2 separate regions of the Homo sapiens genome follow, and region 2 is linked to region 1. The links are chromatin loops, found by intact Hi-C in ENCODE. Cell type or tissue: sigmoid colon. All regions are shown on one strand.

Region 1 (8,000 bases):
GGCACAATGCCTAGTGGGCCTATTTGGCTTTTGGAGGCAACACATTCCTCATTTGGGTATATTAGTCCTGCCCAATTATCAAGTGACCTGAAAGGCTGCCAGTTTTGAGTGGGGTCCAGAACAGAAGGCTCTGCAACAGGTCCAGGCTGCTGTACGAGCTGCTCTGCCACTTGGGCCATATGACCCAGCAGATCCAATCGTGCTTGAGGTGTCAGTGGCAGATAGGGATGCTGTTTGGAGCCTTCGGCAGACCCCCATAGGTGAATCACAGTGGAGGCCTCCAGGATTTTGGAGCAAGACCCTGCCATCTTCTGCAGATAACTACTCTCCTTTTGAGAGACAGCTCTTGGATTGCTACTGGGCTTTGGTGGAAACTGAACATTTGACTATGGGTCATCAAGTCACCATGCCACCTGAATTGCCTATCATGAACTGGGTGCTTTCTGACCCATCTAGCCATAAAGTGGGTCATGCACAGCAGCATTCCATCATCAAATGAAAGTGGTATATACGTGATCGGGCTCGAGCAGGTCTTGAAGGCCAAGTAAGTTACATGAGGAAGTGGCTCAAACGCCCATGGTCTCTACTCCTGCCACCCTGCTTTCTCTTCCCTAGCCTGCACCAATGGCCGCATAAGGAGTTCTCTATGATGAATTGACAGAGGAGAGAAGACTAGGGCCTGGTTCACAGATGGTTCTTCATGATATGCAGGCATCACCCAAAGTGGACAGCTGCAGCACTACAGCCCCTTTCCAAGACATCCCTGAAGGACAGTGCTGAAGGGAAATATTTCCAGTGGGCAGAACTTCAATCAGTGCACCTGGTTGTGTGATTATATACTGATACGTGGGCTGTAGCCAATGGTTTGGCTGGGTGGTCAGGGACCTGGAAGAAGCATGATTGGAAAATTGGTGACAAAGAAATCTGGGGAAGAGGTATGTGGATGGGCCTGAGTGGCCAAAAACTGTGAAGATATTTGTATCCCATGTGAGTGCTCACCAATGGGTGACCTCAGCAGAGGAGGATTTTAATAATCAACTGGCTAGTATGACCCATTCTGTGGACACCACTCAGCCTCCTTCTCCAGTCACTCCTGTCATCGCTCAATGGGCCCATCAACAAAGTGGCCATGGTGGCAGGGTTGGAGGTTACACATGGGCTCAGCAACATGGACTTCCACTCACCAAGGCTGACCTGGCTACAGCCAGTGTTGAGTGCCCAATTTGCCAGCAGCAGAGACCAACACTGAGCCCTCGATATGGCACCATTCCTTGGGGTGATCAGGCAGCTAGCTACCTGGTGGCAGGTTGATTATATTGGACCTCTTCCATCATGGAAAAGGCAGAAGTTTGTCCTCACTGGAATAGACAATTACTCCAGATATGGGTTTGCCTATTTTGTATGCAATGCTTCTGCCAAGACTACCATCCGTGGACTCACAGAATGCCTTATCCACAATCATGCTATTCCACACAGCATTGCCTCTGTCCAAGGCACTCACTTTATGGCTAAAGAAGTGTAGCAGTGGGCTCATGCTCATGGAATTCACCATCATCCTGAAGCAGCTGAATTGATAGAAAGGTGGAATGGCCTTTTGAAGTCACAATTACAATGCCAACTAGGTGACAATACTTTGCAGGGATGGGACAAAATTCTTTAGAAGGCCGTGTATGCTCTGAATCAGTGTCCAATGTATGGTACTGTTTCTCCCATGGCCAGGATTCAAGGGTCCAGGAATCAGGGGGTGGAAGTGGAAGTGGCACCACTCACCATCACCCTAAGTGATCCACTAGCAAAATTTTTGCTTCCTGTTCCCGCGACATTCTGTTGTGCTGGCCTAGAGGTCTTAGTTCCAGAGGGAGGAATGCTGTGGATATGGGTACAGCCGGGCGCGAGATTTACACCCTCTCCCCCGCACTTTCAAGGGCCCTCCAGAGCTCACCAGATGCCGCTGGAAGCGCGACGCTTTCCAAGGCGCGGACCCCTCTCTCCAGGCGAACCCAATTCCAGGGCGCCCTGCCCTTCACAAGGAGAAAAGAACTCTCCCCGGGGCTTCCATTGGCTTCTCTGGGATCCTTCGCATTACTGTGCTGGACGCTTGGCAGTGTCCATCTCCGCCACTCCGGATTCGGGATCTGAACCGGACTCCCTTTCGATTGGCTGAGGGCAACAGAGGCCATCGCCTGTCCATTCAGAATGGCGCTCACCTATTTCTCAGGACCGAATGACCCATGTCCAACTGCTGTTCACATGGAACCCTTCTCCACTTCGGCCTTTGAAGTTCTCTTTAGAATATGTGCTACTACCACCAACATCTGCACCTGCGGCGGCTCTGCCCGGGCCCAGCCCTGGGCTTCAAGACTCACCGCAGCGGCCCTCCTACTAGACGCATAGCGTCCACGGGGCTGGCGGGCGGGGGGGTGGTGACCTCCACACATACACTGCTTCTGTTCACTCTGGACTGCTGGCGATGGCCTGGTACAGGCCCAACAATCCAGTGCCATCCATTTTCAGGGGAACCCTGACTAATACAGGGATCATTCAATAAAAAGACTCCAACTCTTAGAAATCAATTTAGTCACTATTTATTATATTGACATATTTACAAAATAATACAAAGTGAAATACCACTCTAATTCACCGTATTACACGAGGGCTGCATACAGGCAAGACAAAGTATATGGAAAACATTTACTTCTGTCTTTGGTATTAGAACTCTACACAAATCTGCAGCATTTAAATTTTCCAAAACAAAGTATTAAACGTGGACAAAGATGTAATTGGTAATGTCACAAAAAGGGGCTCCAATATCCTCTGCTAGGAAACCCCCAGGCCCATGAAATGCAACAGGAAGACTAAACACCATTTATAAGGAGAGGGTCTATTGACTAAAATAAACAATACATGCTACAATACCATCCACAGGAGTGTTTCTGCTTGTGTGAGGCTGCTCCCTCCATAACAAAGTTCGGCTGACGGCAACAGACAAAACATTCCCGAGACAGAGTCGCAGATAAGACTTTACAGGAAAGAATCCATTCCAAGAGTACACTTTGAGGTGTAACTTTATTGTACAGAACATTTTATAAAATACATTTTTGTGATCATTTACACATATACAAAGACTTAAATGGTTTTAGCAAATAATAATTTTTCTAAAACACAATCACAGTTTACATAATTCTGAGGTAAAGGTCTTGAATCTATCCTAGATGAAAAGTCCTAGCCCATGAGGGTCTCTAACAGGGGGATGTGTCCACTGAACCTTGAGTTCTGGCACCCAGACGGATTGATGAGAGGGCAGGCTACACCTGCTTCATTTCAGAGATGATTCAAAATTTCAGAACTTAATGCTCCTGGTTCAGTTCTACTAAGTTAATGCTTCTTTTTTTTCCCAACATGTAACTCTCTCAGTCTTGTCAGAACACAACTTCTGCTATGGAGGAAATATTTCCATCAGGAAAGGGCCAAGTTAGTGTCTTAACTTGACTGCCTTGAATGGGGACTCTGGACCCCAGGAAGAATGTATTTAGGCTCCTCACAAAAAAGAGTGATGGCTGGGCAAAACAAATGTACTGCAAGACCCATCTTCCCTCCAGTTAATACACTCCCAGGATGGGCTGCAGAGGGGGAGACTCTGAGAGAAGCTGGAGGCCCACAAAAGTCCACTGACCCTCTTTCTGTCCCAGAAATGAATAAAGGACCCAGTTGTGCTTTCCTTCCAAAATCCTCAACAAAGTTGTTTGTGCTCCAAGAAAATGTGGGAATAAAAAAATCATGTCCCAGGTCATCTTTGTGTGTGTGCGGGGGAGGTGGATGGGAGGAAAAGGCATGTATTAATAGATACTGCTGCTATAAAATGACATAAATTATAGCCCTTGATCTGTTTCTGTAAACAATGCCAGCTTCTTCAGGTTATTGGCAACTACCCTTAATATACCTAGCCCAGATCCTTTCATAAAGTCAAGTGCTATATTTCCAAAATAATCCTATGAAATCATGAAGGTTGTGAAGGTTTAATATGAAGACACCCTCTCTTTTGTGTGCTTTTTTCACCTTTTATAAAGAAGTTTGCAAATATAATCAGGACACCAAATAAGTAATTAAAACCCTTCAGGGATAGCTCACTTATGATGCAAACCTGAGCACTGGCCTCATATTTTATAATATCATGAGTAACATCTGAGGGTAAAAGTGTTTGCCGGGCAATGAGTCACCTTGTTGGACAATTTAAGACAAGTAAGGCTGGATCTTTCCAGTAAGCTGCTCAAATGGCAGAACTCCAATTTTTCGTCATGCTGGGAAAAGGAAAATTACACTTCTGCTTCTTTGTACCATCAAATAATCTGGTGAATGGCATGTGAGAATAAAGCAAAAGTGTATTAAGATTTACTGATGACTGGCATTCATGGTATCTGACCAGAAGAAGTAAAGGGAAGCACGAACCAATGTGTTTGCAGGGCTCTTCTGGGAAGAACAGCTCTTGGTTTTGCCCTGGTCCCTGACAATGACAGACTGGCAGGCTGTTTCTTGCACAGCTCTAGGCAAGCCATTAATCTGTCAGTACCAGCATCTTTAGAAATCTCAGCATTAAGACTTAGGAGGGGCTAAGGAGGGAGGATGTTGAACAGCCAGAAATGCAGCTTTTTAAACACTTCAGTTAATTCACGATGCTGTGCAGGCTTCTATTTATCCCTTCTCTGAAATTTTTGGTGCAGGGTGCAACACGGGATTTGAATTTATTCATCCTCTTCCACATATGTGGATGGAAACCAGCCCACCTAAAAAAGAAAAGCAACCAACACAGCAACATGACTTTGTATCTGACACTTCAAAGGATTCTACAAACAGAGTATTTTGTTTTCATAACACCCCAATTAAACTGGGGTTTTATGTCCATTGTAGGTGAGAAGATTGGTTTAACTGCTCTTAGAAGCCTAATAGAGTAAATGATCGAAATGGAGGAATAAAATAAACAGTGTTCTAATCCACTAGCACACAAATAAATATGTAAATTAAGTATAATACAGGGGGGCTCTGCTGCATAATGATTCCTATTTCTGCTGTAGAACAGGATGAAAAGACAGAGGTACTATGTCCCATTCTTTCCAATTTACATCAGCAGTTCTTATAGATATTTTGCAATACACATAAAGTTTAGCTCTATGGCTCAGGGTCTAAAAAGAACTGAAATGCTCCTCGACTCTTTTCCAAGCAGCAAGCTGTCCCACTTGCCCAGGTGAATTTTATTTATGTCACTATCATATTCATTTCAAATATTTTCAGCGAGTCCCTGGTATCAGCAAAACACAGCACCAGTTTCCAGAGGGCAGAGGCCTGTGGGCTGAAAGCTGTAATACAGTATAGAGGCTTCTCCCTGGTGCCACAATGGGTGCAAACAACTGCTCAGTCCCCTTCTTTCACATGCACCAGCACATCGAGAGGGCCAACTTACCCTGCCATTTACTTCTCCTCTCCACCAGCCATTTGCACTCATCTTTGTGTAAATCTTCACCACATCTCCTTTCAACAAGGACAACTCTCTCATATCTCTTGCACAGAAGTCATACCGAGCGATGGCAATGCCCAGCACTTTTGGACTTAACACTGTCAAGAAATGACAAGCAATGACAGTAGGTTTGCAGTTCGTTAACAACCATAACAACCTAATCAGATGAATGTTATTGATGCTATCAAATGCACAGTCGTGATTTCATTACAGACCAGCGATAATGGCAGAGGAGCTTGAAAGCAGCAGAATTGCTGTTTCAATTCAATCAGGTGCAAGCAAATTCGCTTCATAAGTTTAAAGAACCATTGTCCTGTTTTTCCATTCTTCATAAGAACCTCAATCAAAGTAAGGACTAGTTTTTATAAAAATGAAACAAAACAAAACAAAAAAACAAATTAAAAAAACTCGTTAATATCTAAGTATCTAAGGAGATAGATTCTAAAATAATTTCATCATACACTTCCTATTGATGGCCCAGTAATCTAACCAGCACCTCCAAGGTAAAGCTTTATGTTTTTATCCAGTAACTGCTTTAACTAACACTCAAAACAACGAAATATTTTGCTCTGATGTCAGTCTCTTGTCAAATCTATGTTATCACTTCTGGTTAAGTGGCACTTTCTTCCCTAACAAGGCTTTCTATGTTAAAACTATTTGGGGATAAATTTAGTTATTGTTTTCTATATAATTCACCTAAGTGAAGAGGTGTGAATCAGGTCTCAGAGAAGGAACACACAAATACCATCTATATTTTCTTTCTTTGAAACAAATACTGCCTTACAGAAAAACTTTACTGATGTATCTAATCAAAAATAAGATGTCAGGGTATTAAATATCCTGTGTTCAGAGTTGAGTTTCTCTGTGTGTGTGTGTGTGTGTGTGTGTGTGTGCGTGCGTGCGCGCGCGCGCGCGCACACGCGCGCGTGTTTAATATTCGATGGCAGGAGAGGAGCTAACTTTCTCCCTGGCCCTGCTGGCCCTGTTCTGAAAAGAAAACTCCATTCCAGTGGTTCATGTTTGTTAGTCTCTAGTGTTTCATGGCACGCTTTATATTAACTTCTCTACCTGTTGCTCTTTGGGGTTATAAAGTGTTTTCAATTATATGTTCAGTGATTCTGAGAATCACTCATCGGAGGTTGGTGAAACTTTATAAATCTTAAATGGTAAAGGAACTTAAGTGTAAGAAAAAGAGACAAATGGGAAACACCAACCATCTGTATTTTTAACAGTTCCCAGGGCTCAGGCAGCAGAAGTTATGACCTGTGTTACCCTGGAAGAGCCTGCCCACTTGGCCACAGGGATCTCTGACCTATTATTCATGGCTTTGTAATGACAGAAATTTTTTTAGACTCCAGGTGTCCATCACGAAATAAATGAATGGCAATACTCTAGATTTCAGAACTGTAAAGGGAGTAAAAATAGGTCATTTTGTTTTACTGTTCAGGACACAAACCACTTTAATAGCTTTCTCACTGAAAACTGTCCCATTACTGGGGCACTACTGTTAGAGTCGGTGCACATAAAAACACCCCTATGATGGAAAAACCCAATCATCAACTGTGTGGTGACCTTGCATAGGTCTCCTAACCCCTCAAGGCCACATTTTTTCTCATCTATGAAATGAAATGTTTGTACTAGATGACTTCTAAGTTTTTTCTAGTTTTAAATTCTATGATTTTTATTGGGATGTGCAGGTTAATTTTTAAAAATCGGTCAGAAAACAGACTTTATCTAATGTATACCCTAAATGTCATGTAAATAGCCATTAAACTCTCTGGGTAATGACAGAAATCAAGACCAAAATGCCCATGCACAAACCGAAGAACTGCAGAATTCATGGGCGCCAGTCATCTTTTCAAGTAATGTGTACTGAATTTTACTTTTATATTTGAAAACAAAGTTGGGATTTTATTTCTATTTATTTTCTTCATGAAAATACATAAACATTGGCTTTTTTCAACTAAACTTTCTGGTCTTCAAGAAAAATAATGATTTTATAGATTTTTCATCCCCCTTTATACTTTCAGCCCCATCCCTCTGCAAACTCTCCCCAACAGATAAATTATAGAATGTCTCATGGCATGAGCACACACACAAACACCAGAGGAGTGAAATGTCATGATGAACGGTGACTATGACAGAGAAGAGTAAAGTGCATGGTGGTAATGGAACTCGAGGGATTGTCTGTGAGGAGATGTATCCGTATGAGAAGCCATACATGGAACTCAAATATTTTATTTGCAAGCAGAAGCAAGTTGAAGAGACAAATAAAAGTAGTAAAGCAGTACCTGACCAGAAAGGAGTGGAAGAAGGGGGAACAAAGCTGTAGTCTGGAGGAGTTACAAAAGAAAAGCCACAGAACAAAGAGGGGGCTTTGAGAAAGAAAGAAAAAGAGAGAAGCAAAAGAGCATTTAGGTATTGGCAAAAATATCTCAACACAACCATTTTCACCCACTTCTTTCCTATCACCATTTCTAAATGAAGAACA
Region 2 (8,000 bases), 120 kb after region 1:
TTCACACCACCATGAGAATCAGTCTCCAGGACCTTCTCAGTCTCCTTTGATCTACCTAACAATGGTGGGCTGGTTGGGGGGGTGGGGGGGGAGGGGGGGCAGGAACCAAACTCAATTCTATAAGCACTTGGCAGTTATTTCTTGCCTCATTACCATTGCCTTATCTTTCTTTCCCTCTAAAAAAAAAGGGATTTAAAGTAGCTAAATATGTATGCAATGATAAACTTGCTTCTTGGAGCCAGAGGAACTTTCCGAAGGTCCACTCCAGAATGGGATGTGAGATGTACAGCCCAGGTATGGTTATGGACGCCCCACGGATTCTGTGGCTAGTGAAAACTGACCTACCTCGCAAATAAAGTGCAAAATTTAAAAAAAATTCACAATCATAACTATTGAAAGGGAAGCAGAGGAGGCCTATAAACTGGTACATGGAGAGAAAGAAGGTCTTCAAGAGAGGAGAAAAAATAAAAATCACAGAGCTTACAAATTACAAAAGTGTTTCACTATTTACTTATGAGAAGATTCCTGAGCAGCATACAATCATCTGCCTTGGAGAGTGAACACACCTGGTATAGGGTGAGAGCTGCTTCTTAATATTAGTTTGCTGTATTTCTCCCTTAAAACAAACTCAAGTTTCCAAATGGATTGACTAGCCTCAGAGCTTACTATAATCCTCCATCCACACAAAACAGAGATTTTTAGTACAGTCACACAGTAAATAAAAATTATACTTATATTGAAGAGTGAAACAAGTCACTAAAAAACTGATGTTATATATTTTTAAAAATCAATGTGAAAATTAATTCCTTGTATCATAGGCTTACATGTAATTTAAAAAGTATAAAAGTGCCTGTGAGAATTATTTAGTATCACATGAAAATTATTACCCACTTCTTATTGGCATATTTTCTTTCTGTAAGCACACCCACTTCACATTACTTAATTAAAATGAAACCATCTTCCTTGGAAAAAATAATATATATATCTAAAAGGATAAGTGTTAAGTAACACTGAGGTAAAGTTCAGAACTCTACAAGGTTTCTTTCTCAATAATATAATAATAGCAATGAGAAAGTGAAAGAAGGCTGCTTTGCAAGATCCTTGGCACTGCTGGAAGAATCCTGATAGCCCTAGTGAAAAATCTTACCTGTCAATGAAACACTAAAGGAACTCTTTGGTTAATTTATTTTAGCTCTAAAGAAACTCATATGGCCTATTAAAAAAATCACCTTGTTATGCATTCTTTGGTCTAGACTTTAGGTTTTAAAATATAATCAACAGATGCACTGATTAGGTGCATATGAGCCTCTTTATATCACACTCTTGATATCCTATATGTTCAAATTATGTACTTATGCAAAAAGTAGAGACAAGCACCTCTTATATTTTGCTGTACTTTTTCTTATTTTTACTAGATGTTGGATTAAAAACATACTAATATCACTTTTAAAGAGAGGTTTTAATTGTTAGATATTAATTTACAAATCATAATTTTCATCGTTACTTTGAAATTTTCAGATTACTGTACTTTTGGTTCATATAACTAATCACACATAGTTTGTATTTTATTTTTCTATGATTTCTAAAAATGTTTTGCTATGGCCATTTGTGGGGAGGGGCAGTCAGGTAAGAAATCTGTTATTTTTGGTTGAAGGTCAAGGCAATGATTGTCTGGGAACCATTAAAATCTTTTCTGTCTGAAATTTTATAATTTTGGGGAACTCTATATAAACAACATCAAACAACACCATTGACAGTATTTTCAACAGGAAAGTATTTAATGATGGGCAACTTGCTGTTTACTTCCTACATATCCCATCATCTTCTGTATTTTTTTAAATAACTTTTTTTTGGATTTTTAAAGTAACTTTATTCTGAGAGGTAACATGGATTACATACTTCTAAGCCATTAGGAGACTCTATGTTAAACCAAAAGGAAATGTTACTAGATCTTCATTTGATCAATAGGATGTGATAATCATCATCTTTCTGCTCTAATGGAAAAGTACTAGAAACATGGAACCATAATCTTAGATGAACAACGTTAGAATTTGCACTAATTCTACGGAATTTCAGTAATTCGGCAAATGTCGGGCAGTGACACAACATTTCATGACGGGGACGCATCTACCAACTTCTGGCGATAAGGGCCACCCTTCCCTCTGTACTTACAGTCCCATTTCATACACAGTCTTTGATTAAATATTCACATTTTTTCTCTACCTAAGACCTTCGGACAGTGACAGTGAACATTCCTTGGATTTAACTTTTGCATTTTGTTCACAATCACTTGGTTGTTCCCTCTGTTTCTGTTTATTTCTATTTATTTTAAAAGGCACATTTAACAGTGTAAAAGCCCAAGCCTGGTTAAGTTAGCAAACAACTTGAAATGCAAAGGTTATAAAAAATATTTAAAATGTTAATCTTACCTCTGGTAGTTTGAGTGTCCCTTGTTCTGAAAGAAATGTAAAAATTGGCATTGTCAGTGTAAAGTTATTTTGTTTGGTTAGCAACCTTAGCTTTCTCTGCAGAGTGGTAAAACACCACTGCTTTGTTTTCTTAACTGATACCTGTAATATATTTCCACGGTCCCTCAGGCTGGGCTAGTAATTATTTTGCAACCTTGGTTCTCTTACCCTATTGGCTTGTCAGGAAAGTGACTCACAGTTTTAAATGACTTCTAGGTTATGCTTAACTTTTTCCATTGTTTATTAAGCAATGTCAGTCCTACCACATAAAGCTCCTTAAAACAGGGGCTTACACTAAATTTATAGGCATAAGAGAAAGCTAAATGCAACCTTTCTTTCAACATGCCTCGTTTTAAGAATCTAAAAACACTAAGCTAACAAAGGTACTGCATTGACGATTTGTAACAATAGCAAATTATACATAGTACAACATTTCGTGTGAATTGTTTTTTGTTAAGTGGCTATAACTTTTATTTTTAATTTTGGCAGAAATACAGTTTGAGTTAAAGATGGAACTTAAAAAAAAACTGAGTCAGGATTGATTTTAATGCTAATTTTCTTTTCATATTTAGTTTACCTCCAGAAATAGGAAGAACAATTCCTTCATTACATTTCAGGCCCTGCAAATGCCTAATGGTTATAAGGGCCCTGAGATCTTCAAATGCGTACTATAGTAGAAGAGCAAAGGATCGTTCTGGGGATAAGGGCGCACACGGCACTTGGAAAACTGGTGGGCAGCATCTTTGCCTCCTTTCCCCATACCCAGGAGCACTTATACATGTTCTAACTTCTCCAGACAGACAGGAAATCCCTCATCATCATAAGCCCAGGCCTATACCTTCCCCATCCAAAATGATCCTCTAAAGAAGCATCTGAAAAGATGCCACAGAGAGACATCAGGACAGAAAGAGCAGGCCTAAGTGGGAGCTCTGCAGGATGTTTCTTTAAGAGATTCTAAGAAGCTCCCAGCCAGAGTTGAAGGGGAAAACTCCTGCCAGGCCACCTGACTAGCTGCCACAGATTGCTTTACACAAGAAGATTGCCTGGGGCATGGAACAGGAGGTTGGTTTGTTTTTTCTTTTCTCTCTAGCTTTTTTTTTTCTTTTTTTTCTTTTTTTAACGAATACTTCTGATTAATGGAAATGGAAGATCCATGGGCAGAAAGTCACCTTCAGAAGAAAAGCTAAGTCCTCATCCCTTTGTCAATTTCAAACCCCATCACCTTGGCTTTCACAAATAACTGCCTTCTATGAAGGCATCTTTGCTAGCCCTGAAATCAACCTTTACAAAGGAGTATTCCTGGACAAAAAGTTACTTCATTTCTTCTTTTCCTCCCTATTGGAAACACATAACGTTTCAGAAGAAAGATCGCCCAAGAGCGCTGGTTTGGGAAGAGGTTCTATAAAAGTGCCATTTGGCTGGCCCAGTCTTAGAACCCAGGTTAGGGGAATTTGGGTTCTTGACAGAACAGCTGTGAGACTTGCTTCACTGGTTTGCCCAGAAAGACCCATATACACCAGAATATCCCTATTCCCCTACTGGTGAGTTAGAGCCTGAACTGAGAGTCATAAACTGCAGGAAGTGCTAAACAGTGGGAGCAGTTTAAGTTTTCCATCCAAGGAGATTGAGGAAAGCTTTCTACACGAGCTCCAAAATTGGGGAAACCTCAGCTCTTTTGGGTTCAGTGTTCATAAATGAGTGTGCACCTGAATTTCAATTCAAAAATAATTATTTTTTTCTGATTCTTCCCATAGAAGTGTTTTTAGGTCCTTGCAAAGTAAGTCTTTTACAACATACTTTAAATGTATTATTCATGGCATAAAACCTATGATAACCCCATGTGTCAGTAGTTGTCACACCATGTTCCATGAGGGTTCTCTGGGTGACCCCCAGGAAGAGGAAACAATGGTATTTACGGTGGTCAAGTAGCTACGGAGACACTTGCACCTCTTCATCAGAGGAGCAGATCCAGGAACAGAAGTCCTGCATTTACAGGCTCTTCATATCTTGTGCAGGGTTTGGCTGCCAGGTGGCCAGCTCTTGGCAGAAGAGAGGATCCATCATAGAACACCAGAGGCTGTGAGACCCAGACACGGCACTGATGAGACTGGTACAACACTGGGAACAAACTAGACTTAGCTGTCTACCTTACTTAGCTATCCCTCCTTTATTTCCTCCCTTGTCATTGTCTCCTGCTTCCTTCCTCTGGTGTCTCATCAAGAGAAGCAACTTTCCTCACATTTCTGATTGGGTGCTTTAAGAAATGCTCTACACAAAGCCTTCTCTGTGTAACCCAGATAGGAAAAATTGAAAAGGGGCTTTGTGCTGGATGCAACTCCAAGGGCATGAGTCCTTTAGTAGGGCTTCCCCTTTGCCTTTCTCCTTGCTATCCCTTCCTGTCCTCATGGCCACCACATTCACCCTCTGCCAAGGAGAGGCCTGCTGCATTCATGGATACGGCATAGAGCTGTTTGCACTCTGATCTGATCATGCTGAGTGTGCCACATAAATAGCAGCTCCTAGAAGTCTGTTTTTATTTAATCATGTTTCATGGTAGGATTCTGTAAATTTTCTAAGAATAAGGCAAAACCCAAAGGAGTATCAGTAACTCTTAGAATCTGCTGAGTTCAGAAATTCTTAGCCAGGCTCCTGTATTTATGCTTTTGTGCTTGTGACAGTGACTATACCATTAAACAGACTGCCTCCTTTATAAACACAATCTAAACTGTCATACCCACACTAATGCAATAGCCTGTTCACTGACACTAAAATAATGGTAAGGAGAGAAAGGAAAACCCAACTGCAACACTGAAAATACATATATTTTTCAAAGTAAAGTTTCATTCTGGCTGAAAAAATGGAATAAGAAACCTTTTTGTATGGAGTATTCTATGGAAAAGTTGCTCTAAGTTTTGAAGCCTGCAACCCCATTTTTACTTCCTTTTGGTATCCACCTGAAACTACTATGGTGGGCACTTGGATCTCTAGAAAACTCTGTTCATGCCTTAGTTCTGCAATAGAGCTGAGATAATTAGGGCTGATTATCATCAAATCTATTTTGGCTGTACTCTGACCTAGAAGAAAGGTTGGCTGCTGGTTGAGATGGGATGAAAAAGTCTCTCTTTCTGTATCTCTCTTTTTCTCCTGGGAACTTTCTTAGGATTGTAATTCAATTCTTCAAGTTTCCAAAAGTTTTTAATCCTCAACTTATATTTACCCTGCAGCCTACTTCTCAGATTCCTATTGATCAAACTATAAAACATTCTTCCCCTTTCAAGAACCTTTCTAGATGGTGACTCATGGGCCCTCAAGGGGTTTATACCTTGCATTCTTTCATCATGTCCCAACTGGCTTAATATAATTCTGAGAAGTGGTGTTGCTGAGGTGCTTGGAGCCTTTGCAGAACTCCATCTTTAATGCCAGCACAGAGTTCAATGTGCATTATTGGTGCAAGAGAAACAATTTTCATGGAAGCTTTAAATTTCAAGTGAAAATTTAAATAATTTTTACTTGTTTAAATATAAAATTCTGTCCTATTTTGTTTTTCAATACAAGTGGCTCTCAATTCATACATTATTGCACAATTTGCTTTGTCTCTTATCTGAAGTTCTATTCAGACTAAACACATCAATGTCCAGTAAGACTGCCTATCTCAACAGGGGCCACAGAAAAGTAATTACCAGTACAGTTTTTGAAGGTACCCTATCATCGTGACTAAAGTGCTATTTCTGTGAGACATTACAACTAAAAAATGCTTGGACTGATCAAATTTTGGAGAAAGTTCACTTTCACAAATGCTATGTTCACTACTCAGATATACAGCAATGTTTTAAAAAGAAAATAAAGCAAACCATAAACTATAAATAATACTTAGAAAGAGGCTTTGATTTCAAGTCTTTTCAGGGGCTCTAATAGGAATACAACCATATAATAGATTCCAATTCACATTAATAATTATTAATGTACCATTAAACTGACCCAAATAGATGGAAGGAATAATAACTACTCAAGTATAAAATTGTCTTTATGAGTTTTAAGTAATATTATGCAGAACTAAAGTCATTTTTGGTTATGAAATCAATGGTCAATCTTCAGCTCACGTAAAAGTACTGTGATAAAATGCCTAGCAGTAGAAGGCTGAAATAAAATTGTATCCTGAAAGCTTATCTTTTATGTTAAAATGTAAAATATGATTTATAAAGGAGCCCGGTTCAGATACCAATGTGGGTGCAGGTTCTAGGTAGCAGTCTCTCAGTTTTAAACCACTAGGATACCACAGCAACGTCCTTCCAATTAGGAGTGGCTATAGCAGCAGCAGGAGCAGCAGCTGGCCTAGATAAAAGTGCAATTAAACAGATAAGCAAATGGGGATCTGCTTCAGTTAAATATTAGGGCAGCTGAGGCTTGCATTCTCACTAAAGGAAAAGATGCATTATACCAAAGTCGTTTGCTCCAACAGTATTTCCCTTCCAATGTTACTTTGTTTAAACTGAGAGGATGCAAAGCAAGCTATACTGGTCAATGTCAGAGTAAGAAGTGGAGACCAAAGGGGCTTAGTCATGTAGTGTAGTGGGGGGAAAAGCAAATGTCCATAAAGATTGCTGTCTGGGATTAGACCTTCGCGGTGGTGTACTGTGAGAAGGAAACGACACCCTAAAATTACATTAGCTTTGCAGTGACTCGTTCAGAGAAGCTTGCATAGTGGAGTTCATACCTATTCATTATTAACGTTGGAAAGTTTTGGCATGCACTTCAGAGCTCCTGTATGTGTTGATCATTGAGGTTGCCATAGTGAATGTGAAGAAGTCAACTCAAGTTCAGGGAAAAGGAGAGTGGAACTGCCTGCCCTTTATATCCATGCACATCCTCAAATGTTAAGACATAAACTAATCATCCAACATTCAAATTTGTTTCCAAGTTGCATAGTTTGTCTTATTAACAAAATAAACTTAACACATCTTTTTTTCATACTTCAAATGCACTTGAGTTAATAATCTGTCATAATCACATATTAATACAAATGAGGTGCTTCATTCAGAAATGCACTGCATTTTTGTCAAGTAATTATCATTTCCAGGGTGAATGAAGACTAGATTAATATAAGGGATATAGAGCATGAAATATAGAAGGTTTTCCAACCCAAGGAAGACAACATCCAAAAAGGGCTAACTTGAACAAAAAGAAGTGTTAAGAGATACTTCAAATGCTTAATAATATTTAGCCACATCCTATAACATCATTAAAAATTATATTCTGGTTGAAATAGTCCTATTATGGGAAAAAGCAACAACAACATGATATTAAGTGCCACTCCTCTGAACTTGGTACTAAGGGGTGGACACAAAAGATGAGAAACATATTCCGAACAGCAAAGGAGCATATAATCTAACAGGGGTAGAGACAGACACCAAATAGTCCATGTGTTTCATTACATTGCCCAGCTTCCCTTGCAGTTAGGTTGAAGCCATGTGACTAGTTTCAGCCAATGGACTTGATGAAAAATGGCACTGCTTACTTCCAGGCTATGGGTCT

What was found. Peaks named below come from ENCODE experiments on the same cell type or tissue, not always from the same donor. Only the 100,000 strongest peaks of a DNase experiment are listed, where the experiment ranks them.
Region 2: it touches region 1 in a loop (2.3-fold over the local background); 2 of 110 quality-filtered maps call a loop at or near these places.

The regions. Positions count from the first base shown.
Region 1 is chr1:107,568,592-107,576,591 of GRCh38, forward strand. It overlaps VAV3 (vav guanine nucleotide exchange factor 3), which reads right to left. Exons shown (of 27, transcript NM_006113.5): 26 at 5,456-5,607; 27 at 2,570-4,781. The coding sequence ends at 4,740. Among named protein-coding and RNA genes, the nearest start is that of MIR7852, 320 kb to the right of the region's middle. In sigmoid colon, no CTCF peak of the experiment used is centred here; a DNase peak (open chromatin) is centred at 4,260.
Region 2 is chr1:107,685,952-107,693,951 of GRCh38, forward strand. It overlaps VAV3 (vav guanine nucleotide exchange factor 3), which reads right to left. Exons shown (of 27, transcript NM_006113.5): 18 at 2,430-2,455. Among named protein-coding and RNA genes, the nearest start is that of MIR7852, 210 kb to the right of the region's middle. In sigmoid colon, no CTCF peak of the experiment used is centred here; a DNase peak (open chromatin) is centred at 3,470; H3K27ac peaks cover 678 bases.